3 separate regions of the Mus musculus genome follow, and all the other regions are linked to region 1. Evidence: chromatin loops called from intact Hi-C (ENCODE). Cell type or tissue: gastrocnemius. All regions are shown on one strand. Region 1 holds the start of Gm22671 (a small nucleolar RNA gene). Region 2 has its middle 4.3 kb from the start of Fmo2. Region 3 holds the start of Fmo4 (flavin containing monooxygenase 4).

Region 1 (8,000 bases):
TCTATGGTGTCTTCTGTGCCTGAGATTCTCTCTTCCATTTCTTGTATTCTGTTGGTGATGATTGCATCTATGGCTCCTGACTTTTTCCCTAGATTTTCTATCTCCAGGGTTGTCTCCCTTTGTGATTTCTTTATTATTTCTCCTTCCACTTTTAGATTCTGGATGCTTTTGTTCCATTCTTTCACCGTGTTTTCCTGAAATTCTTTAAGGGATTGTTTGTTTGTTTGTTTGTTTGTTTTGTTTCCTCTTTAAGGGCTTCTACATGTTTACCTGTGTTCCTCTGTAATTCTTTAAGTGATTTTTTTTGTTTCCTCTTTAAGGGCTTCTACCTGTTTACCTGCGTTCTCCTGTATTTCTTTAAGCGATTTATTTATGTCCTTCTTAAAATCCTCTATCAGCATCTTAAGCTATGATTTTAACGCCACATCTAGTTTTTCTCGTGTGTTGGGGAATCCAAGACTTGCTGTGGTGGGAGAACTGGGTTCTGATGGTGCCACATAATCTTGGGTTCTGTTGGTAAGATTCTTATGCTGCCGTTCACCATATGGTTATCTCTGGTGTTAGATATTCTTGCTGTCTCTGGCTGGAGCTTGTTCCTCTTGTGGGTCTGTAAGCCTATGCCAGCACTCCTGGAAGACCAGCTGTCTCCTGGCAAAAACTTGTGTACAGAGGGTTCTAGAATAGCCCAAGCTCTGGGTGCAGACTTGAAGGATCCTGTCCCAGCTGCTCCACTGATCTTGAGCCCCCTGTGCTGCTGACAAGCCCCACTTCACACTGTTATTCGAGAGAAAGTGGCTGTCTCACCTCTGATCCCAGGAGTAAAAACACTCCTGGGACAACAGGTCTCTCCTGGTGGGACCTGTGCATACTGGTCTGTGGAACAGCCTCAGCTCACAGGTGCAGATCTTTTTTCAACTTTTTATAGGTTCTTTGCGAATCTCACATCATGTGCCTAACCCCTCATCTTTACCTCCCTCCTTCCCCATGTCTTTACAAGCTCCCAAACCCAACAGGTCTGTGCAGTGACAGACTGGTGGTCATCTCAGGATAGCTGTCTGGGGCCCATGGCATTTCAGGCTCATTCCTCACCTGGGCCTACCCTGGTGGCAAGGGCTCACTCTTGGGCTCACTCACACCTGGTACTTGCAGTCTTAGACAAAGTTCTTCTAGCCTCCAGCTAGCTCTCTGACCTGAGAACTGGGCCCACACAATGAGGGACAGACATGTTGTTGGTTGTCTCGGGCTTCCTATTTTCAGAGAATGTTAGGCAACTAAGCTATCAGGTATTCACAGGTCAGAACACATTGAGCATAGACACAGCCTCTCTCTTCTGTGCCACCTACTGACTCACAGAAGACACATCAGTCACACCCGTGACACCTCTAGAGGCAGGATTACATATTTTAAATGAGACTGATTGTGCTCTGTTTAACATAGATGTTCATACCAGACATGGTGAATTGCTGACAATTATACTGAGACTTTCCTATCAAGGCAGGAAAACTCTCTTGTCCAAAAGGAAATTGTGAACCTTGACGTGAAACAGAGGACTGATGTCCTACTGCCCCCACCCCACGTCATATCCATATCAAATTGTGAGATAGCTTCCAGTTTACTGTGACTATTTGCACACACTGCTTGTTGTTTGCATTTACGCTAACTCTGAGAGGTTCCTATTAGGGATTCTCTGAATGGCAGAGCTTAACTGTATGTAGCTGCTGCTGCTTGTCACTGATATGACCACAGGGGCAATGGGAATGAACAGTATTCTGTGTGATTCACTTTTTCTATGTGGTTCACATATGAAGGGGAGAGACTAGTGAACACTCATAGCCTCAGGAGGATTACTCTTCTGAAGACACACTACCCTTCAAGGAGAGAAGACAGAAATAAATCAGAACAGAATCTCCCACTGGCTTATAGCTAGTCCCATATAAACCCAAGGGAGTGTCTGGATGCCTATCGCCCACTGAATCAGAACTCGCATTCTCTTACAGAGGTCTGTTCCGTGCCGTATTTTTTAAATGATGACTACAGTAGGAGAGTTGAAGCAAGAGGGCCATCAGGAACTCAGGGAATAACTTGACCACCACTTTCTCATAAGAAGTCACAGGTAGAAATGTGCACAGGGCCTGAGATGCCTAGAAGGAAAGGAAAGTGGAGTTAAAGTAGGCAATTGTCTCCCTCCAATGATTGTCAGTCATACAGAGGGCTAGAATGGCTGCAAGCCTTCCCAGTCTCCTTCAGCATGCATGTGTATTCACTCAACCACACTCACTAAATTTGTTGTAAAGCAGAAACTGAGCCAAGCTTTCTTGGTAATGAGATTCCAAGGCACTGGGAATGGTTCCCTTCCAGCTGTCAGATTTGTGGAAAGAAACCCAGTTCTCAATGAGGGCATATAGCCCAAGGTTCACTTCCTATGTGGCCATGAGGAATAGTCTTACTAGTAAGAAAAGTCTTTGTTAGGCTTGTTAAAAAGCAAGGAAAGTGATACAGTCAATAAGAGATGCAGCAAGTCATCCCTGAATCTCTTGACTCCTGTGTAGTGACCCCCATAATCCCCACTATCATCCATACACACATCCATACACACCTCATATTAATAAAAAACAGCATCCCTTTTCACGACATTTCTCTCAGTTGTCTCTCAGGCTTGATGATGTTGGTCCATGGGAGAAACATGATGGACACAGGTGATATCAACTCCGTATGTGACTAGTGAAGACTTAGCTGGTGGCTATCTCTTTATAGTCACATACAATTTTGCCATTGGGTAGCTCCTTCTGATTCTTGGACTTCTTGCTATACAAGTCACACTTCCATTAGGACGGGATTTTGCTCTGCTCTCTGCCTTTCCAAGATGCATATAAGTATTTTCCTGCATCAGCCCAGGATTCTGATTTTAAGTCCTTTCAATATGGAGGAGTGCCATGTCCAACTTACCTTAAATTATCACTGTCACCTTCTTTCCCCAACATGTACAGCTATATATTTCCTATGATATCAAATGTACATATTTGTTCTTCGTCTCTATATCTTAACAGAATGCATACTCTGATTAATGAATATGTATTCGATGCATGCATGCATGCATGCATGATCAGAAGGGGCTGGGTCAAGGAGGAGGGTCTTAATCTGTGCTGATAGTGTCATGATCAGGAAGACAACAGAATAGAAACGCTCATGGTGTCACTTACCGCCACAGGCATCATGTTGGTGGCATCGAGGGAGAAACGTCTTTTTTCTCCCAGTGTTTCCTCTATTTCTCCAGGCTTTCCTTTTAGTATCAACAAGATTGTCTTCAGCACTTCAGATGCAACACTTGACTCCATACTTGCTGCTTGCCACAGCAGTAGCAGAGTTCTGCAAACACAAGGTGTCTAGAATCATGTTTACCATTTGCAATTCTAAGTTTGTTACAGACAGCAGAAGGGTGGTGAAACCTTGATCTCCGCCAGCATATGAGCTGTAGAAATAGAACCATATGATTTTTCTAATCTTTCCTAATGCACCTGTTAGAGTTGAAGTGACTCATAGACTCAGGGTAACAAGGTTTTGTTGTTTAATATTTCTTGTGGTCCTAGGTCATGAATTTCAGATGACCATTGATGGGCATGAGTTTCAGATAAGCATTAATGAATAGAAAATTCTCAGTTGGTTTCAGTAATTTTAAAAAAAGATTAATTTTATTTTTGTGTGCATGCATGCAAGTGGGTGCCTATGAAAGGCAGAAGAGGGCCTTGAATTCCCTGGATCCAGAGTTGGTTGTAAGTCACCCAACATATGAGTACTGGGAATTTAACTCTGGCTCTCTGTAAGAGCAGTACTTACTTAACCACTGAGCCATTTCTCTGGCCCTTATTTTGGAGCTTATGTCTGCTCTTTATAAATAAGAAAAACCCGGGCTGGTGAGATGGCTCAGTGCTTAAGAACACTGACTGCTCTTCCAGAGGGTCTGAATTCAATTTGCAGCAACATGGTGGCTCACCAGCATCTATAAAGGGATCTGATGCCCTCTTCTGGCATGCAGGTGTACACGCAGACAGAGCACTTGTACATTAAAACAAAATTCATAAATAAATAAGAAAAACTTGTATGTTTGAGGGTTTTCTCAAGAAAAAAAAAGTTGACAATGGACAAAAAATACATTCTCTTTTTGAAAAAAAAGTTTGGGTGAGATTTGTAACAATCACAATTTAACCCCTTCTCCCAATAGTGGCATTAATACAGTCTTGAGGTCCTACTGTGTGTTAAGCATTGCACAAAGTAACATGTAACATATGATCATATTTAAAACATGTACAGACAACCTAGATGATGTAAAAATAAATTTCTTTTCAGAAAAAGAAATTGGGCCTGACTAGACAAGAGGACCAAGCTTGGGCCACATGACTGAGGAGTTTGTGGGCCGTTTGTGGACCAGTATGTGCAGCGGGACAGCCTGGGGGAGGCCTTACTTGTCTGCAGGGACTGGGAACTCCATGAGCTGAAAGATGACCTTCTTCGGGGAAGCACGTGTTAACACGCTGATAACGTGCAGCATGACACTCTTCATCATGGGGGAAGGATTCCCACAGAGCTGCTCATAAATGTCTTCCACAATTTTAGACACCTGGAAGAAGAATTTCCTCCATCAACAGAGATGTCAAGTTCCTTGTGCACTTTTAAAAGGGGCCATTTCTCTGTTACAGGAATTCAGCCTTTACTGGAATGACCAATATAGCAATTAGCATACCAAAAAGCAGTAACAGAAAGTATACTTACATGAATGCAATGAAATACTTATTAATGGTCAGGAATAAAGTCATGTAAGAGCAGGAGATCTGGACAAAAAGCTCTACAAGGGTAACCTGGTTGAGGTGATAAGTTGCTGAGTTCCATTTTGGATCAGTTTCTGATCGGTTACTGATTTGTTGTAGTAGAAGGTAGTTTCCCATCTCCAGTTTTCTGTTTGACCCCTGTTCCTGCCTCCAGTGATATGCTATGACGTCTCCTAGGAGGCTCTCTGGGGGGCTCTTTCCTATTGTGTTGGTTAAGGAGATGACCATGAACCTCCCATTTCCCCTCAAGTTATGTTCGGCCTGTGGCATGAATGCTCTTGCCCATAGCAGCAATGAGAACTCTCTACGAGGTAAACTTCGCCCTGCCTGCTTTCTGTGTCTGAATGGCTTCCCTTTGCCTCTCTTCTCTTGTGTGCACAGTTGTGTCAGGAGAGGGAACTGTGAGTCCTGTATGTCTATCACCATCAAGACTGTGATATGGGTCTCTGACCCAAGGATCTGGGTGGGGACTCTTAGCCAGAAGGTCCTCTCACTCTTGTCTAAATTTAGCTTGGATTTGTCAGCTTGAAGTTGTTAGTCTTTCAGGCTGAATTTTGTAATTCGAGCCCCAACAGTAGCACGGAGCACAGAAAATCCTTGTAATAGGTGAGGCTTGCATGGTTTTTGTGGCCCCAGTTAAATGTAATGTTTACAGTGTTCTGGGTGTATAGGATGATGTTTGAGAAGCTCAATGGGAAAAGAAGCTGAATATGAGAGAGATCAAACCACTCAGCTGGAAAAATGAAACAGAAGGAAAGAAAAAAAAAAGGCATTATGGTCTAAGTATGTCTCCCAAATGTCATGTTAGAAACTCAGCTCTCCAATGCAACTCTGTGTGTGTGTGTGTGTGTGTGTGTGTGTGTGTGTGTGTGTGTGTGTGTGTGTGTGTGTTTGCCTGTGTAGATGAATGTGGAAGCCAGAGATTGATGTCATAAACACCATTTCTTTACCTTATGTGTTCGATTTAGGATGTGTTTGAGCCTAAAGTTTGCTCTTTGGGCTAAGCCAAGGAGCCCCAAGAATCCATCCGCCTCAGTCCACCAGTACTAGAGTTACAGACACACTCCACTGCGCCATGCTTTTACATGGGTTCTAGATATCAGACTCACGTCTCCATGATCTCTCAGCGAAAATTTTACCCATAGAGTCTTTCACCAGCCTCAGATATGAAGCCTTTAAGAGATGATTAGGTCCTGATGGTGGGGGTCACTGCTCATGAGTAGTTAGTATATTAGTTGTCCCTATGAGTAGGCTTATTATTGTGGGGGTAAGTTTGTGATAAGAGAATGAGTTTAGCCCCTTCTTTGTTTTGCAGTGTTCTCTTGCAAGTATTCTGCCACAAGACGATACAGCAAGGAGGCCCTTGCTAGATACAAGCCTTGGGCTTCCCATAATTAAGCATTGTAGGAAATGAACATTTACTGTAAACTATCCATTCATTCTAAAGGCATTCTGTTAAAGTGATACCATGGCAACCTATTAATTCTTTTCAGTCTTTCCTTATTTGTCAGTGCATTGAAGGCAGTAAATATTAATAAGATATGTGAATGATAAGATGTGAATTAAAAGCAGCTGTGTTAGTTTTGTGTAACTCCTGGTAAAACTGACATACATAATATTCATGTATGAACTACACAATACACATTTCATTATTTTGTTTATTCTGCATTTAACTTTATTCTTCTATTCACAATTCTGCCATATACAGTGTATATATGGTCAAAATATGCTGGTAATAAAAATAAGTTTTCTTTTCACTTAGACATCTAATAATAGCAAATGAAAATAACATAAGGAATTGAGAGAGGGAAGCCATAAAGTAAATGCAATAGCTAATGAAACCTCCTATTTTTGAACTTTGAATGAGACATCGTTCTGTACTTCGTGTTCTGTTGGGTTGTACAGATTCCATAGCCAGTGCAACTTCAAGCTGAGAGTCCTTGAAAATGTTTCTTAAATGCTACATGGGAGATTTCAATTACAGAGGTATTTTTACTAATGTATTTCTCTTTTAAAAAGCCAACAAAGTAAACATGGCAGAATGTTCTAATTTAACATGATTGGTAAGTGAATATTCATAGGAACAGTCTCTACAATTTTCCCCATTTGAAATGTTTCACAACTGCCTCTTCTGATTAAAGTGACTCAGGGAATAAGAGCAAGGGGCAGGGAGGTAAAGAAACAGACTTTTGAGAGCACGCTCTGTTCTTCTTAGCTCTCTGCCAGGCACGTTACCCTGGTGATCTTCTGGGCATGAAACTCCAAAGTCAGCTTCAGTAAGGATGCCGCCTCAATTGCCATTTTGTTGTTAGGAGAAGAGAGTTTTTTCAGGAGAGTCCACACAAAGTCAGTCAGCAATTGGGGCAGTAATATTTGCCCCACACTCTGAAACCAAAAGAATGTTTGTGACTACCAGTGTAAGCAAGACAACAAATCTTAGACACTTTAGGGGATGCTCTGGACAAGGCAGGAGCACAAAATGAACTATGGAAGCTGTTTTCTCTACTAAAAAAATTATTTTAAAAAGTGTGTTTGTGGTAGTGTTAGTGCAATGATGATGGAAGTTCCAGGTACTATTAGGCAAAACTTATCCTCTGCTTTTAAGACAATTTTGGTGTCCAACTATTACGATGAACATATTCAACTTGGTGAGAAACAAAGGTGGTTCAGAGGAGATACTGGGAGATACTAGAGGAGCTAGGATGAAAGGATACATTTTCTTTTCAGAGAGAGAGAGACACAGAGAGAGAGAGAGACAGAGACAGAGACAGAGACAAGGACAGAGACAGAGAGAGAAATACCTCTACAGAATCCCACCATGGACTGGGGTGGTTAGTAGGAAGTCCCACCCCTAGCTGATGCACTATTGACATCTGATAGCCACTAGGAGAAGAATAGTTGGATAGTTGGTTCTATTGCCTGACATTGCACTGGAAGGGAGAGTGGGTAGATGAAGGATGGTTTGCTTGCAAATTTATATAGATTCGTAGTTTCCTTATGGAAACAGACATGTTCATAATCAGTCTCATGAGGTTATGTGCGGAGGAAACCCCCTTGTCTTTGCAAAGGGCACCACTGGGTGCATGGATATGGCAAAGACCTTTGTGTCCTTTGAGCATATTTATCATTTAAGTGCATTGCTTTGTCATGTCCCTAGCCTTGCACAATTCTAACCCT
Region 2 (8,000 bases), 150 kb before region 1:
ACATTTGGCAACTTATTCCATCTATTATATATGTGTATATATGTCCATGCACCCACTTCTGCATGGAGGTGGAGGCCAGAAAACATGAGGGTTTTCTTTCTACATTTGATTACAGTTTTATTTATTTCAGAGGGCATTGCTACAGTGCACATTTGGAGGTCAGAGGACAATATGGAGGAATGGATTTTCTCCTTTTACCGTGGGTCCCTGGGATCAACTCAAACCAGGCTGACTGAAAGGGTCTTTACCCACTAAGCTACCTCACTGACACATTAAAACCTCTTGGGAACAAAACACCCATGGAAGGAGTTACAGAGCCAAAGTTTGGAGCTGAGAAGAAAGGATGGACCACCTAGAGACTGCCATATCCAGGGATCCACCCCATAATCAGCCTCCAAACGCTGACGCCATTGCATACACTAGCAAGATTTTGCTGAAAGGACCCTGAGATAGCTATCTCTTGTGAGATTATGCCGGGGCCTAGCAAACACAGAAGTGGATGCTCACAGTCAGCTATTGGATGGATCACAGGGCCCCCAATGGAGGAGCTAGAGAAAGCACCCAAGGAGCTAGGATCTGCAACCCTATAGGTGGAACAACAATATGAACTAACCAGTACCCCCCCGGAGCTCGTGTCTCTAGCTGCATATGTATCAGAAGATGGCCTAGTTGGCCATCATTGGAAAGAGAGGCCCATTGGTCGTGCAAACTTTATATGCCTCTGTACAGGGGAACGCCAGGGCCAAGAAGTGGGAGTGGGTGGGTAAGGGAGTGGGGGAGGGAGGGTATGGGGGACTTGAAATGTAAATGAAGAAAATACCTAATTTTAAAAAATACATAAAAAACCTCTTTTTAAAATTTTTATTAGATATTTTCTTACATTTCAAATGTTATCCCCTTCCCTGGTCCCCCACTCCCGGAAATCCCCTATCCCATCCCCTCTCTTACTGCTTACCAACCCACCCACTCCCGCTTCTCTATCCTGGCATTCCCTTACACTGGGGCATCGAGGCTTCTCAGGACCAGGGGCCTCTCCTCGCATTGATGTCCAACAAGGCAATCCTCTGCTACATATGGGGCAGTAGCCATGGGTCACTCTATGTGTACTCTTTGGCTGGTGGTTTAGTCCCTGGGAGCTCTGAGGGTACTGGTTGGTTCTTCAGTTACTATTTTCCTTATTCTTTGAGACAAGCTCTCCCACTAGCCTGGGAGCTCACCAGCTCATCATGACATTCTAGACAATGAGCCCCAGGCATGCTCCTATCCTTAATTCCCTGGTGCTTGGTTCCAGATGCATACCACCGAGACTGGATTTTATGTAGGTGTAGGGGATCTGGACTTAGGTTTTCATGCTTGTGTGGTAAACACTTTGTTCAATGAGTCCTCTTCATTCACTTTCACTGAATTGTATGTAACACATTTATAAAAGCAACAATGTAATCACACTCCAAGTGTAATTTTCAACTTAACATTTTCACTCTACCAGCAAGTTTATACAAGGGCATTTTTTTTTTTTTGATGGCTGCATGGATTCCCTTTGGCTAGTGGTGCTAGCTGTTCATCTAGCAGTTACTTCGTTTTGGGTGATGGGCATTCTTTCTCGTGTAGCACTGTGCCTGAAGGAACAGACTGTCTCTGACATCATGGAATCCTTCTAGTCCTGCTCTAGTTCTCTTAGGCTTCGTGACTTCTGGGTCTTAGCACTCTGTGCTGACGAATTTCCTAGCCTAGATCCATGACTCAATTGATTTTTCTGCTCATCTGTTTGCTGGCTTGTATGTGGACCTACTGTGACTTCTAAGATCTTTCCCTCCACTGCCCTCCTTGACCTGGAACAGGAAGAACAGGGTAGACCTTGTGTATGTGTGCACGCGAGTACGTGCTAACTCAGAAAGCTGAAAGGCTCTGTGTGTTTTGGATGTAGTCAAAACACTGAAGGTAAGGCCTCTACTTTTTGATTCTGGAAGACCAGTTGTTCTGAGGACCTCTGTGATTCTTCACACAAATTAACTAACTAGATTTCAAATGTTTCCCAGGTGCCAGACACTGTCAAATGCTGCAGATACTGTAGTGAACAGACAGCAAAACTATAGGGACTTGTAGCCCTTGGTTGCTGGGGGGTGGGGGTCTAGACTGCCAATTAGTGAAATGAAATGAGCAGGAGTTGGGGTTGAAATCTGTGGAGAAAAGTAAAGCAGAGAAGAGAACTGTAGCATGCCAAAAAAAGTGTAGCTTTATAATGTTAACTGTTAGGGAATGTCATCTTCTCTATAAGTGTTAGGGAACTTCATCATTTTCTCTAAAATGTACTAAACTTATGATGGCAGGCTTCTATTGAATAAACTGAGTGACTGTATGACATGAGAAAGAGACCCACAAAGGGTACAATCAGCAACTAAGATATGAAGGAACTGGACACATTTCTCAGCCACAAAGAAAAAGGCAGTCAAGGTCACAGATTTTTACGAAGAACCCACAACTAATAATGAAGATGGTCCCTCAGTTGTATATTCGTCATCTTCCTTGAATTGATTCTAATACTGTAGAAGCCTGTTGCTAATAACTGCACATGACCATTATACACAGAAGGAGAAACAACTAGATATGCTAGCAGATATATATATATATATATATATATACATATACATATACATATACATATATATATATATTTATACTATTCACTTTACAATCTGCTCACTGCCCCGCTCCTGGTCACCTTACCTACAATCTTTCCCCTCTCTCCTCCCCTTCTTCTCTGAGAGGTCAGATGTCCCTCTGGGTCCATTAAGTTTGCAAGGCTAGGGGTATCCTCCCTCACTGAGGCCCCAGACAAAGCAACACAGCTAGAAGAACAAATCCCACATAGTGGCAGCAGCTTTTGGGATAGCTCCCACTCCAGCTGTTCACGACCCACATGAAGACCAAGTTGCACATCTGCTACATATGCCTAGCACAGGTTTTAATGGACTGAAGCATTGGGAGAGGATGGGACAGATGGTATGGTTCTCAAGTGGGGACACTAATGGCATTTTGTGTCAAGCTAAATTGATACCTTTATTCAAAGCACCGGCATCTTCTTAGCCCTAGCGCCAGCTGGCAGGCTTGCTTTACAGAGCCAGTCCTGGCAGGCAAATGGTAGCTGTACAGACAAGCTCCCTGGGAGAGCACATGTATACCCGGAGTGGTTCAGTGAGCCTCTGGGCAATTTTCAATTAGTAGACCTTTAATTGTTTCAAGTTTCTGCTGTTACAAAAGCACTGTGCACATTTATACATCTATCCCCCACTTAGCTAATTGTTTTCTCTGGATATTTGAGGTAGGAATTGCTGAGTGGAAGCGTTTGCATTTTTGAGGCTAAGGCATTCCTCCAAGTCTAATGTACATAGGAAACACTTGGAGATCTTGTAACATACATGTGGATTTTTAACAGCTATGAGGTGGGCCCAGATCATTTCTAACAAGGTTCCCTGTGACTCCAGATGTGTCCTTAGACTACATTTTGAGTTGTATCTTTCTAATGCCTTTAGTCAAGTTGCCTACCAGGAGACGGATATATTTTAATGGTGTTTTATAGTTGCAAAGTGTTCTGCACTGTAAAAACTTTCCCATTCATTAATTCATTTTACTAGACTGTGTCTATAGGCTCTGCCACCCACCTCTATAGAAGTGGAAATGTATTCCATATTACTAGGGAGTTTAAGGATAGCTAGGAGAGCAGTATGTGTCTTACAACATATCTTTATATTAGGAGCTCCCAAGAAACGTTGTATTTAGCCAAGAGGAAGTTCCCCAGTCAAGAAGACTGACTGATGGACCAGCTCACTGGAGCCAGTTTTAGTTAAGCAGTCTACTGAGGAAGACAGATATGAATGCTGCAGAGCAACTGAGTTTGCTTTGCTCTAAAGAAGAATATTCTAGCTCACAATGCTGTACAAATATAGAGAGGTGTCCTGTAAGAGGGGAACTCTCTAGTGCTGTGCATACTCTAGCAGATCAGCCAACCAAGTGTTCACAGGTCACACGGGGATGCAGGTGTGTGGGTGGGATGCTTGTGACTAGGGCTGGGATCAGAAATCTTGCTGTTATCAGTCAATGCTCTAAATTTAAAGATACAGAGGAGGCCATAGATTGTAAAGTGCTTTGCTTATTGTGTGTACTGGAAGGCCCTTTTTACAGATCCACGTGGTCAGATGGCCTGGACTGACTCTTAAAGCCCTCTTGGAAGAGTCCACATCTGCTTCACTGACAATTCCTGTGAGGAGAATATGCCGACCAGCCAACTTTTCTTCTTCCTTTGTTTTTTAACTATCTGTTGTTTATTTAACAGACATATTCAAACCCCATTGCTTTTGCTGAGGAGCAATGAACTGGGAGGAGAGGCTCTCCCATTTAATGACTTTAGAGCTTGAATGAACCACAAATCAAACTAGTTCTTCTGCAGATGAGCTAGCTCATCCGAGTTTGCTGGGTGATGCCTGTAGAGCCATCACTTCCGGTATGCCCTACATTTTCTGGGGCAGCACTTGAGGGAAATAATCCCTTGGCAGCTTCAGGATCAGCAGAATAGATGGAGCAGGTTGGTTACCGCCCTTTTGACACTTCAGCAGAGTGGCATGGGAGACCTGCAAAAGTTGTGGGTCTGTGACAGCCCTGAGTTGGGGAAGCATTCTGAGCCCAGGCTTAGAAAGCAGTTCTATTGAGATACAGTTTAGATATCATCTATTTTACCAGTTTTAAGTAAAACTCAGTAGTGTTGCTAAATTCACAGTTTCAGAATCATCACAACAACCAATTTTAGAAAAGTTTTCATACCCTCACAAAGAACGTCTGTGAGTTCTTTGTCTTCGAGTGTCTACGACTCAGTTCTCATTTGCCACCAACAGTCAGCATTCTACCCCGAGCCCTAGGCACTACTAATTGACTTTCCAGTTCTATAAATTTACCTCTTCTTTTTGAGACAGGATGTCATTGTGTAGCCCTGGCTGGACTGGACCTTAGTTGACCAGGTTAGCTTTGAACTCATAGAGGTCCACTGTGCCTGACCCTCTAGTGCTGAGATTCAAAGAAGGCACCATTGCACCTGGCTAGATTAATCTAGTTTGAACATTTCATGTAATTGCCTCATATAATTCATGATTTTTTGGTTCCTGGATCTTTTCACTACATTTTCAAGGTTCATCTATGTTGTAGCATATATTAAGACTTTACTGTTTTTTTTTTCTTGTTGAGCACTATTTTTGTTTTGTATGGGTGCTATCTTTATTAATTCAATAATTGATATCATCTGTTATGATGTTCAACAAAGGCATACTATTTATTTATTCAATAATTGGTAGATTTTGGGTAGTTTCTATAGTTTGCCTATAGTGAATAATGCTGCTATATGTATTTATGTGAAATTTTTATGCTTGTATATTTTTATTTCTCTTGGAGGTGCATTTTGGAGCATCATTGCTAGCTCATGTTGTAACTCTATGGTTTGCACTTGAGAAACTTGCAGGATGTTTCCAGAACAGCCTCGCCAGTTCACATCCTTGTCAGCAATGCAGGAGGGTTCCAGTTTCTTTATATTCTTCCTAACACCTATCATTCATTGTGCATATTTTCCATTTATAATCATCCTAGTGGATGTGAAGTGAAATCTCATTGTGATTTGACCTACATTTTCCTTATGGAAAATAATGTTGACAATCTTTAAATGAACTTTGTTACATAAATAGCTTTGTGGAAAAAATATCTAATTTAATGTTTGCTCATTTAGTCTTACTTAATATTGCATCTTGAGCCTTCCTTCTGTATCCTAGATGAATCCCTTATAAAATGCATGATGTTCACCCATCTTTCATTCCATAGAGTCATCTCTTCACTTCATTGATTCTTTGAATCATCAACATTTTATGTTTGATAGAGTACAATATATGTGTGTTTCTCTTTTCTTTGTTTGTGTAGTTGATATAATATCTAAGAAGATCTTGAATACCTAATGATTATATCTTGACAAAAGTTCTGAAAAGCAGGGTTTTTTGTGGTTGTTGTATTGATAAAACTGGGTAGAAGTTATGGTCTAGAAATGGTGGCAGAATTTGGGAACAAAGAGGGGAAGTAGCTTTACCAGAGGAGGCAGAAGTTCAAGAGTATCCATCCTTTATGAAGTATTTTCAGTGTACCAGAGATGGCCTAAATTTTGTCTACAACAATTTTCTTGATTGTTTTTACAATCCTGCGAAAGGCTAAATATTGTTAACAGTAGTTTTTGAGTGATAAAACCCGAGTATAGACGAGTTAGGTAAAATGTTGAAATTCATAGAAGAGGGCTCTGAATTCTGGCATCTAAGGTTTTGAGATAATGTTCTTAAACACTTCCTCCAACCCAGAAGTGGCAGGTGTGGTGATAGACGTGTTCCGTAAGCATTAATTAAGATAATTAATTTAATGAGAGTCTGTGGAAGAGCTAGGCTGGATTTTTATCATAATACCCAGGTCTTCTCAGCAGGTACATTGGGAATAGTAGCTTTAAGTAGGATTACTTATAATTAACAGAAAATATTCAAAGTCCATAGAAAACCTACTCATTTGCATAGGTCATCATATGGGAACATTTTTCTACACTCAGTTTCCAAATAAACCTTGTCATTTTTTCCCCAGGTTTATCCATTTACAACAAGTTCCACAGCTAAAGCTTTTTGAAAAATGTAACTTGATATTTTTCTTTAATTGAAATATGAATATGTTGCACATTGCTTTACTATTCATATTACATTTGTATTATGTGTTCCACTTTGCACTTTTATGCCAAATGGGATTAATAACATTTTTCAATTCCTTGTTTATTATATAACTAGCTTTTTTCCTACCACACATTTAAATATGTTCTTAAGGACTAATATATACATCCTTTTCCTTTTAAAGAGCAAGATGTTTATTTGTTTTTTTTTTTAAAGACGACAGTAGGTGTTTCTAACACTCAATGCTTTCTACCCCTACACCATCTTAAGCACTGTTATCATATGTTTTGTTATTCTTGTGTTTAACATTGTTCCAGATGTTTTAGTCTTGTACAATTAATGTTCATGCAAAGTGATACTGATATTTTTCTATTTACACCATAGAAGTTTACATTTCACCCTAGCATCTGCTTCATTTGTGGGGCTCTTTTGATGACTTGTTTTTTTGTTTTTGTTTTTTAGTTTTTATTTTAAAATATGAACTGTTTTTCTGTTGCTTTTGAAGGCTCGTATAGAACTTTAGACTGGCAGTACATTTTTAAAGACAGCAGTTAGAGAATAGTATTTAATTGCTTTCTGGCTTTCATAATTTCAGTTGCAAAATTGTCTGTTAATCTTTGTTTTCTTTTGACTGCAAGAAACACTTCCCTCTACCTCAACAGCTCACATCTTAAACACTTCATTTATTTTAGTTTTAGTCTATTTTACTGCAAAGGGAGTAAGTTATCTTTTTTGGAGGGTGCTTGAAATCCATTATGAGACACAATCAAAAACCTGATGCCATTTTGTTTTGTTTTGTTTTGTTTTGTTTTGTTTTGTTTTGTTTCGTTTCGTTTCGTTTCGTTTCGTTTTGTTTTGTTTTGTTTTGTTTTGTTTTGTCTTACTCTTTTGAGGTATTCTTTTCTTCATGGCCCCTTACAATTTCCAGAGTCCTGACAAGAAACCAAATCTTTTGGATTCAGACTCGATCTTAGAGAACCTGACTTAAGACTGAACTGAAGTTAACTAACAGGCCGGTACTTAGCACCAGTTTCTAGGTTACCCCGCAACAAGACCTGTGTCTAACACCATTTTCCAGGTTATCCCCCAACAAAAACTTGTGTCTAGCACCAGTTTCCAGGTTATTCCCCAACAAAACTGCACCTTCAGGTTACAAGCCCAACCCTGACACTTCACTTCCTACCAACCGCCAGTGAGAAGGAAAGCAGAAGTTAAGTGTATGATTTGGTTCACAGAACCACCCAATAGTGTTAAGGGCCATAGTGGCTCCTC
Region 3 (8,000 bases), 240 kb before region 1:
CGTGACTATGCCTTGCCTATTTCTAAGGCTCCTTACATATCAGACCGCATCCCACATAGTGTTTATCATGGTGCCACACACATATTTAGCTTGCTGCAGTGAACTCCTGTTTTGACCACCAAGGCAGGCTAATACCACCTCAAATGAGCAGGGGCAACACATGACTGGGTTATGGGTGCTAAGGTGGGAAGATGAACTACGCACAGCAAACTTCCACAGTCCGCCAAAGTCGCTAGTTCTCTCAAAGCAGGTGGGCTCCAGGTTCTCGTCCAAGCAGCACTTGATAGAGGACAGGCCACTTACGCCAGCTCCAATCACTGCCACCTTCTTGGCCATGGTGCGCTCTGTGTGAAGGTCAAGAAAAGCTCTGTATGGCAGTATTGGAAGAGAACCCTTGACATAGGACTCAGCCTAGGGAGTGTTACTAATGCTAAATGTTTATTAATGTTAACTAAATCCTCTTACTTACTCTTTGGGTGGGAGTTGAATCATAGCTTGATTTAAAGCTGCAGGTTCTGGAAGTCAATGGTTTGAAGTAGTGGCCTTACCTTTTGTTAGTTGTGTGACCTTGAGCTAGGTTCCACTCTTCTATGTGACTTGCTCTTTCTCTTCAGTTAAATGGGGGTGACAATGAAGATCACTAGAGTTTTTGTGAAGGCTAAGTGACTGGTATGTGTTGGAAAGGTTCAGAAGTACACGAGGTACTAGTAAGTGCTCAATTAAACCCAGCTGTTTATTATTGTTACTGCTTTAATTACTGAGTGTAGCTAGTACATTAGCTCCACAGGACGCCTATAACCCCTCAGTATTAAAGGGACTTTTCACTATCATCTTGCTTCTCTAAATATTCTCCTAGAGAGATGGCTCAGTGGCTAAGAATGCTGGCTATTCCAGAGGACTTGAGTTCAATTCCTAGCTCACACACGGTGCCTCACAACTGGCTGTAATTTCAGTCCCAGGGGATCTGATGGCCTCTTTAGATTTTCTTGGTGACCCAGCATACACACAGTTCACATACATATACGCAGGCAAAATGCTCATATACGTAAAATGGTAAAACAAACAAACCTTTAAAAAACAAAGTGAACAATCTAGAGAAAATATTTTGAAAAACACAAAATACTACTATGCTTAATATGTAAAATAAGCTTGTAGATTAATAATAAAGAGAAATTTGAGAAAATAATCTATTTTCAATAAAGGGAATAATATAATAATAATAATAATAATAATAATAATAATTGAGCAAATTGATGTGAATGGGCTATTTATCCGAGAAAAGGATAGCATCAGTCATGAAGTATATGAAAACCTGTTCGAGTTCACTAATAGTGATTTCATTAATAATACAAAGCCTGAGGTAATAATTTCTAGCTTTCAAATATAAAGTGTGGAGAATGGAGCTATGTCCAGTAAAGTCACACATGATCTGCAGCAGAGCGACACTGCATGCATGCTCTACGCATCATAGTGATATTTGCCTTGGGGAACCAGCAGGGCATGTGTGTATGAGGACCATGGGTCCAGTAAAAGAAACCCAGCACGAGTTTCCTCACCGCAGATAAACACACTTCTCCGAGAGGTGGAGTCTGCCCGTAGGTGCACTTTTGGCATTTGAGGCAGCATGGGTGTGTGCTGCTGAGCTGAGGGCTTCAGACATCCTGTGACCCGATCATTGAGGCTCTCTCTGTCCCTTTTCTCAGGGCTTCCTGTTCCAAACTTACTGCTGTTCATCTGTCTGTGAGGTTGAGGGTCTCTGTACCTGGCTTACTGTGTATTTCCAAAGCTGTTACCGCTTCCATTCCAGCTGAGTTCATTTGGGAGAAGGAGACTGGACACTTCAAACTTTCCTACTGAATGAGAATGGACCCACAGGTTCATATGTGTTTAGTTGCCAGGGAGTGGAACTATTTGAAAAGATTAGAAAGATAAGGCCTATCCAATAGCTGACTGTGAGCATCCACTTCTGTGTTTGCTAGGCCCCGGCCTAGTCTCACAAGAGACAGCTATATCAGGGTCCTTTCAGCAAACACTTGCTAGTGTATGCAATGGTGTCATCGTTTGGAGGCTGATTATGGGATGGATCCCTGGATATGGCATGGATCACAGGGCCCCCAATGGAGGAGCTAGAGAAAGTATCCAAGGAGCTAAAGAGATCTGCAACCCTGTAGATGCAACAACATTATGAACTAACCAGTACCCTGGAGCTCTTGACTCTAGCTGCATATGTATCAAAAGATGGCCTAGTCAGCCATCACTGGAAAGAGAGGCCCATTGGACACGCAAACTTTATATATATGCCCCAGTACAGGGGAACGCCAGGGCCAAAAAGTGGGAATGGGTGGGTAGGGGAGGGGGGGGGGAGGGTATGGGGGACTTTTGGGATAGCATTGGAAATGTAATTGAGGAAAATACATAGTAAAAAATATTTTAAAAATATTTAAAAAAAAAGAAAGATAAGGCCTTATTGAAGGAAGAATGTCACTGGAGGTGGGCTTTGAGTTTTCAAAAACTCATGCTGAGCCCAGAGTCTCTCTGTTTGTGGATCAGGAAGTAGCTCCAATCTACTGCCTGTCTATTACCATGCTTCCTACCATGATAATAATGGAACTTATTAAGAATAATGAACTTCAACTAAACTAAATGTTTCTCATAAGAGTCAGCTTGAACATGTTGTCTCTTCACAGCAACAGTGACTACAACAGTTATTGAGAAGTTATTAGACCTACTACAAAATACCCAACAAAACATCAACATAACAACAACAACCCAACCAAAACACTCTCAGGTGTACCACTGGTAAAATATGAAAGCTACCTGTGTTAATGGACTGTGTAAACAATATACTTACATAAAAGGACCCAGAACAAAAGACTCACTGTTCATCCTTCCACCCTCTGTTCCTAAGAGGGACAGTTCCTCTAGACAACATGGCAAACATACCTGTGAGTTCCCTTGAGTTGTGAATATGGGGTGGTGTTTAACCAGGGACAAATGGCCTTCACCGTGAAGAACTCTTGAATTTCTGGATGAAGGTCAGAAGTTGTCAGATCTCCGTCATGCCCTGTCTTTGAAACGACACAGGAGTTAGTTAAACTGATAAAGTGGAAAGTACGTTAGTGGGATAGACTGACAGCAAAGGAATTCATTCACTATTGAGCCTATTCTAGAGTAGACTATGGAGTACTGGACTCTACCATTGGTTTCAGGATTAGTAATGCTGGCAATAGAAACACATCTGTACACTTCAATATTAGTCTTTAAGTACCATGATCCTCTGATGGTGATAGCAATTTGAAAATGTGGTTTATGTTAGTAAGAGAAGGTTATAAGCAAGATGAAAACAGAGAGAACTGAACCTACTCCTGTTTCTGCCTCTAGCCAGGTATGTCACCTTGGCCAAAATTCCTGAAAACACCTTAAAGTGCCCCCCCCCCAACTCAAGTTTGAAAGTTTTTCATCTGAGACCAAATAACTCATAAAATAAAAACAAATCCACAAAAAAGAAAGGGGGGAAAAAGCTGCAAAACCCTCAGACAACAATGAAAACAACCCCCTCCCCCAATTCAACAAACAGTCAAGCAAAATCCAGCTCTGAATTAAAACTTGAAGGCCTAAGAAAGGTGCTACCTCTGTCAATTCTAAGGAACGCTAAAATGTGAGAAATACTGCATTGCCCTCTGGCTAGAAAGGAGACCAGAGTTTCTGAACTTGGACCTTTGTACAACAACCAAACCCCACCTCAAACCTTATCAGTCAGTAAACTCTTCCAACATATGGAACGACACAGCTAGGATTTCTGGGAGGTTGCCATTTGGTGATGTACTAATTAATCCACCTTATCACCACGGAGCTGTGGTTTTGTATCATTCTAAGATCAGAGTGGGACCCGCTGGACAACTGTGTGTGACCGACACGGGGGTCTTTCCTTTGGATAGTCTGCTCCAACTTTGTTCCGCTTTCTATCTCCTTTAACCCTATTGCTCTTACCTTAGTCAACGGGCTTCAGAAGCTAATCACATGCCTTCCGCAAAAACACACTTTCTGTTCACCTTCCCAAGAGCAGTTTCTAGGGAAGTTTCCTCTTGAAGGGGGAAAAAATCCAGGGCACTTACCTTGCAAGCACTGATCAGGTGAGAAGCCAAAGGTGAGAGGTCAAAGGTGGAGTTTGTTTTATAGAACACAAGGAAGAAGTTTCAGTCTCAGAGCCTTGTCCTGAAGTGGAAACAGTGCTCACTTTGCTGACTTTGGTCAAACTCTCAGTTTAACACAAAAACCGGTGGCTTCTTCTGCCAGGCTATGGACAACAGGGAGTTGTATTAATGTGAATTCCACAATCTCGGGGTGCGGGGGAGGGCGGAGTGACGATTTAGAATTCAGCTTTCAGATTAGAAACAACGGGAGTCCTGCCCCTTTCCCACACCCTCCAATGGACAAGAGGTAAAGGCATCAGAAGGCTGGGTGCCTTTAGAGGGCGCCAAACTTTCATCCTTCTTAGTGACACCCTGATTTCATTCTCCGTCATATTATTTTTTCTTGGAGATTTTTTATATGTATCCAGTCAAATATGATCATATCCATCCACTACTCTGTGCCAACTTCCCCCACATTCCTACACATTCCAAAATAATGGCTTCCGTTTTAGTTCGATGGCTAAGAACTATTGCCTATATGTGGATGATAATAGGTTTTAATGACTGGATTGATGATTCGCCTCTTAAACCAACATAAGAGTGAGTGAGAGGGAGAGCGGGGGAGAGAGGGAGAGAGAGGGAGAGAGCGAGAGAGAGCAAGAGAGAGAGAGAGAGAGAGAGAGAGAGAGAGAGACTACCACATGTACTTGGTGTTTTCCAATGCTTTGTCACAGGAAGAACAACTGAGGAAGCAGTAGCAGTAGTTAATAACAAAAAGCCAGGGCTTGTATGTATTTTCTCTCAATGCTTGGAAGCCACCATAGTGACGGTGGCCCATGTCGATTTGTTGTTGCTGAGGGAAGTTCGTTACCACTGACCATTTTCTGAACCGGAAGTCAGACATGCAAACACCTGGAGGAGTCAGGAAGGCAACATGAATACAGTCAGATGAGATCTGATGGAGAAGCCCAGTGCTCTGCTCAGCTTAGCTAAATGCTGTCATTTAGGATAAAGAGCCTAATCTCTCGCAGGCCCTTTTCTTCCTTCTTTCTGAGACAGGGATTTTCTATGTGCTCTATGACTCTTTTGTGCTTTTCAGATTTGCCATCCTTTTATGCCAACTTCCCCAGAGCTGAGATACTATCATATACCACCATCCCTGGGTTGCAGGCAAAATTATCTGTGTGATTTCTGTGTGTATGCACCACTTAACACAGTGTTATTTATTTGCCTTGGGGAACCAGGAGAGCATGTGTGCATTGTGCCCACAGGCCCAGCCAGAGGAGCCTAGCAGGAGTTTCCTCACTGCTGAGTTCTGCACCACTCTGAGAGACAGAGTCTGCCCACGGCCGCAAGCACTTCTGATGCTTGAGCCACCGTGGGCATGTGCTGAGCTGAAGGACTGAGGTGTCCTGTGACCCTGTCACCGAGGCTTTCTCCTTCTGCTCAGGTTTACTGGTGCATCATTAACTAGGTGGGCTCAGGGAGTCTGTCCCTGTAGCTTTGCAACTTGCCTCACAATCAGTCCAGAAGCACCAGGAACAGAAACAAAGTGGGATGGCTGAGAAAATGGAGCAGGGAGAAGGTCTGAGTCCTCAGACCTCCCAGACTCCACTGGTGGCAGTAATGGATATCTCAGGGCGTTCTTTTCCAAACCTACTGCTGTTCAGCCTCCCGTGAGGTCGGGGGTCTCCATACCTCGCTCACTGTGTATTTTCAAACCTGTACCTCTTCCATTTCAGCTGAGTTCATTTGCAAGTTTATTAGTTTAGAGTGAGCTCTGGTAAGAGGAGACTGAACCTTAGAGGCAGCAAAGCAGGGTTTGAACTTTGATCCTGACTCATCTTTGGACCCAAAGAAGGCTAGTAAAACACTCTAAGATGTACTATTTGCATAAGAAAAAAATTCCTATGTTCATTAACCCGCACGCCTGTGCTCAGTAGTCTGAAGTTAAAGAATTGCAGTGCATTTGAGACCAGTTTGGATTACATGGCTAGTACCAAGCCAGACACAGCTACATAGCAAGACCCTGCCTGGCTCATAAAGCACAAAGAAAGCAGAAAGGCATAAGAGGAAAAAACTCACATCAAAGGATTTTGTATTAGACAAATGGCTGAGCGCAAGACTTTTCTTGGTGTTCGTTCTTCAGTCACGTGTCCCCTCCTGTCCTTGGTTCTTTCTAAAAACAGTATATCACAGAGTTATGTTGAACAGGGAGTGTGGAAGCAAGTGGGCAAAGGTAACTGTGGAGTCTCTTGAGTTGAGAAGGAGGCACAGATGGCTTCTAACCAGGAACAAATGGCTGTCACCAAGAAGAACACTTGAATTGCTAGGCCACTAAATGAAGGTCTCGGTGGTCAGATTTCTGCGGTGCTCTGTCTTTGGAATGACACAAGGGGGTTGTTAGTTAAACCAGTAACGTGGGAAGTGTAGAGTAGAATCCACTGGGAGCAAAGGAATTTATCCACTATTGTGCTCTGTGGACTGAGCTGAGGGAGGGTCCAGAGATGACTGAGACTCAGAGGCAAAAACAAAACAAAGCAAGCAAGCAAGCAAGCAAGCAAGCAAACAAGCAAGAAAGCAAACACACAAAGCCCACTATTAGTTTCTAAGGGAAACAACACCCTTGGGGAAACTGTATTACCTCACCAGGTTCAAGGTTAGCTGCTACTAAATCCTCTCTGAGAAAAGCAAGAATACACACCCAAACTATCCCTTACATGGCATAAGCTAATCACGACCCAAAGTGTTACCATCCATCGCTTTCCCCTGTTGAGGTATGGCCTCAGTCTCCTATGTCCAGAAGCGTACGGTTTGAATGGAACGTGCCTGGGAATGGCCCGGCCACTAACATACTTTCTTACATGAATCTGCCTAGACTCCTTGAATATAATCTTTGTTTTCTTCATTGGAGGAGGACATTGCTTTGAAATACCTTCCATGTTCTCCTTACCTCCCACAGCTAATAAAGTCTTTGCCCATTCTTTTATTTTTGACTGCCCTTGTTTTGGCTTTGTATTCATCCCGATGGGAGCCACCCTGTTTGGTTGCAAGAACAGTAACATCTGGAGACAAAGCAACAGCTTTTAAGCTGTATGGAGAGAGCCTGACTTGAGACTGATAACGAGGAAATCCTATAAAGTCAGCATTCCCTGGGTCTGCATGCTGGCACACTCTTTTTGCCCTTGTCTAAAGGATTGTGAGATAAGTGGGTCTAGGTAAAAATACTTTGTCTTTTATTTTTTTAAATCCAAAATGTGTTTGTTTGTTGGAATAGTTTCCTGCTCATCTTGAGTCAGAGTGCTGTCAGTGCACTTCCTTCTAAAGGAGCAGTCTCTTAGAGGTCTTGCTTTTTCCCCTGTAGACTTGGCAGAGGGCAGCGGAACAATCAAAACACAAGGCTCCGGTCTTAGCCAGTGAAGAGACACCATGACTGTGGTGGCCACTCTTATAAAATAAAACATGTAATTGGGGCTGGCTTACAGTTTCAGAGATTTAGTCCATTGTCATCATGGTGGGGACACATGAACAGGCAGACATGGTGCTGGAGAAGTAGCTGAGAATTCTACATCTAGATCCACAGGCAGTAGGAAGAGAGAGGGATAGCGGGTCTCTATTGGGCCTTTGAAACCTCAGAGCTCACACCTAGGGACCAACTTTCTCTAACAAGGTCATACCTCCCAATCCTTTCCAAGTAGTGCCATTCCCTAATAAATGAACATCCAATCATATGAGCCTATGGTAGCCATTCATATTCAAACCACCACAGCTGCCTTTTGTGCACGACTAAAGATTGTGGGGGTTGTATAATCTCCTGGGTATTTCTCATTCACGAAGTAGGCATTGGGACTTTTATGGAGGAAGATG

The links. A loop is a pair of places that touch in the nucleus more often than their neighbours do. Peaks named below come from ENCODE experiments on the same cell type or tissue, not always from the same donor. Only the 100,000 strongest peaks of a DNase experiment are listed, where the experiment ranks them.
Region 2: it touches region 1 in a loop (2.6-fold over the local background); 28 of 42 quality-filtered maps call a loop at or near these places.
Region 3: a loop joins it to region 1, with 2.9 times the contacts of the local background. A loop is called at or near these places in 8 of 42 quality-filtered maps.

What each region holds. Positions count from the first base shown.
Region 1 is chr1:163,053,559-163,061,558 of GRCm38, forward strand. It overlaps Mroh9 (maestro heat-like repeat family member 9), which reads right to left. Exons shown (of 22, transcript NM_030071.1): 10 at 7,059-7,208; 11 at 4,461-4,615; 12 at 3,201-3,366; 13 at 1,996-2,141. Gm22671 (a small nucleolar RNA gene) reads right to left here and starts at 1,393; the gene lies at 1,260-1,393. In gastrocnemius, a CTCF peak has its summit at 4,035 (motif pointing left); no DNase peak of the experiment used is centred here.
Region 2 is chr1:162,899,022-162,907,021 of GRCm38, forward strand. No RefSeq gene overlaps it. Among named protein-coding and RNA genes, the nearest start is that of Fmo2, 4.3 kb to the left of the region's middle. In gastrocnemius, no CTCF peak of the experiment used is centred here; a DNase peak (open chromatin) is centred at 3,103; H3K27ac peaks cover 271 bases.
Region 3 is chr1:162,809,586-162,817,585 of GRCm38, forward strand. It overlaps Fmo4 (flavin containing monooxygenase 4), which reads right to left and starts at 2,964. Exons shown (of 9, transcript NM_144878.1): 1 at 2,944-2,964; 2 at 205-344. The coding sequence starts at 336. In gastrocnemius, a CTCF peak has its summit at 4,479 (motif pointing right); a DNase peak (open chromatin) is centred at 4,437; H3K4me3 peaks cover 312 bases.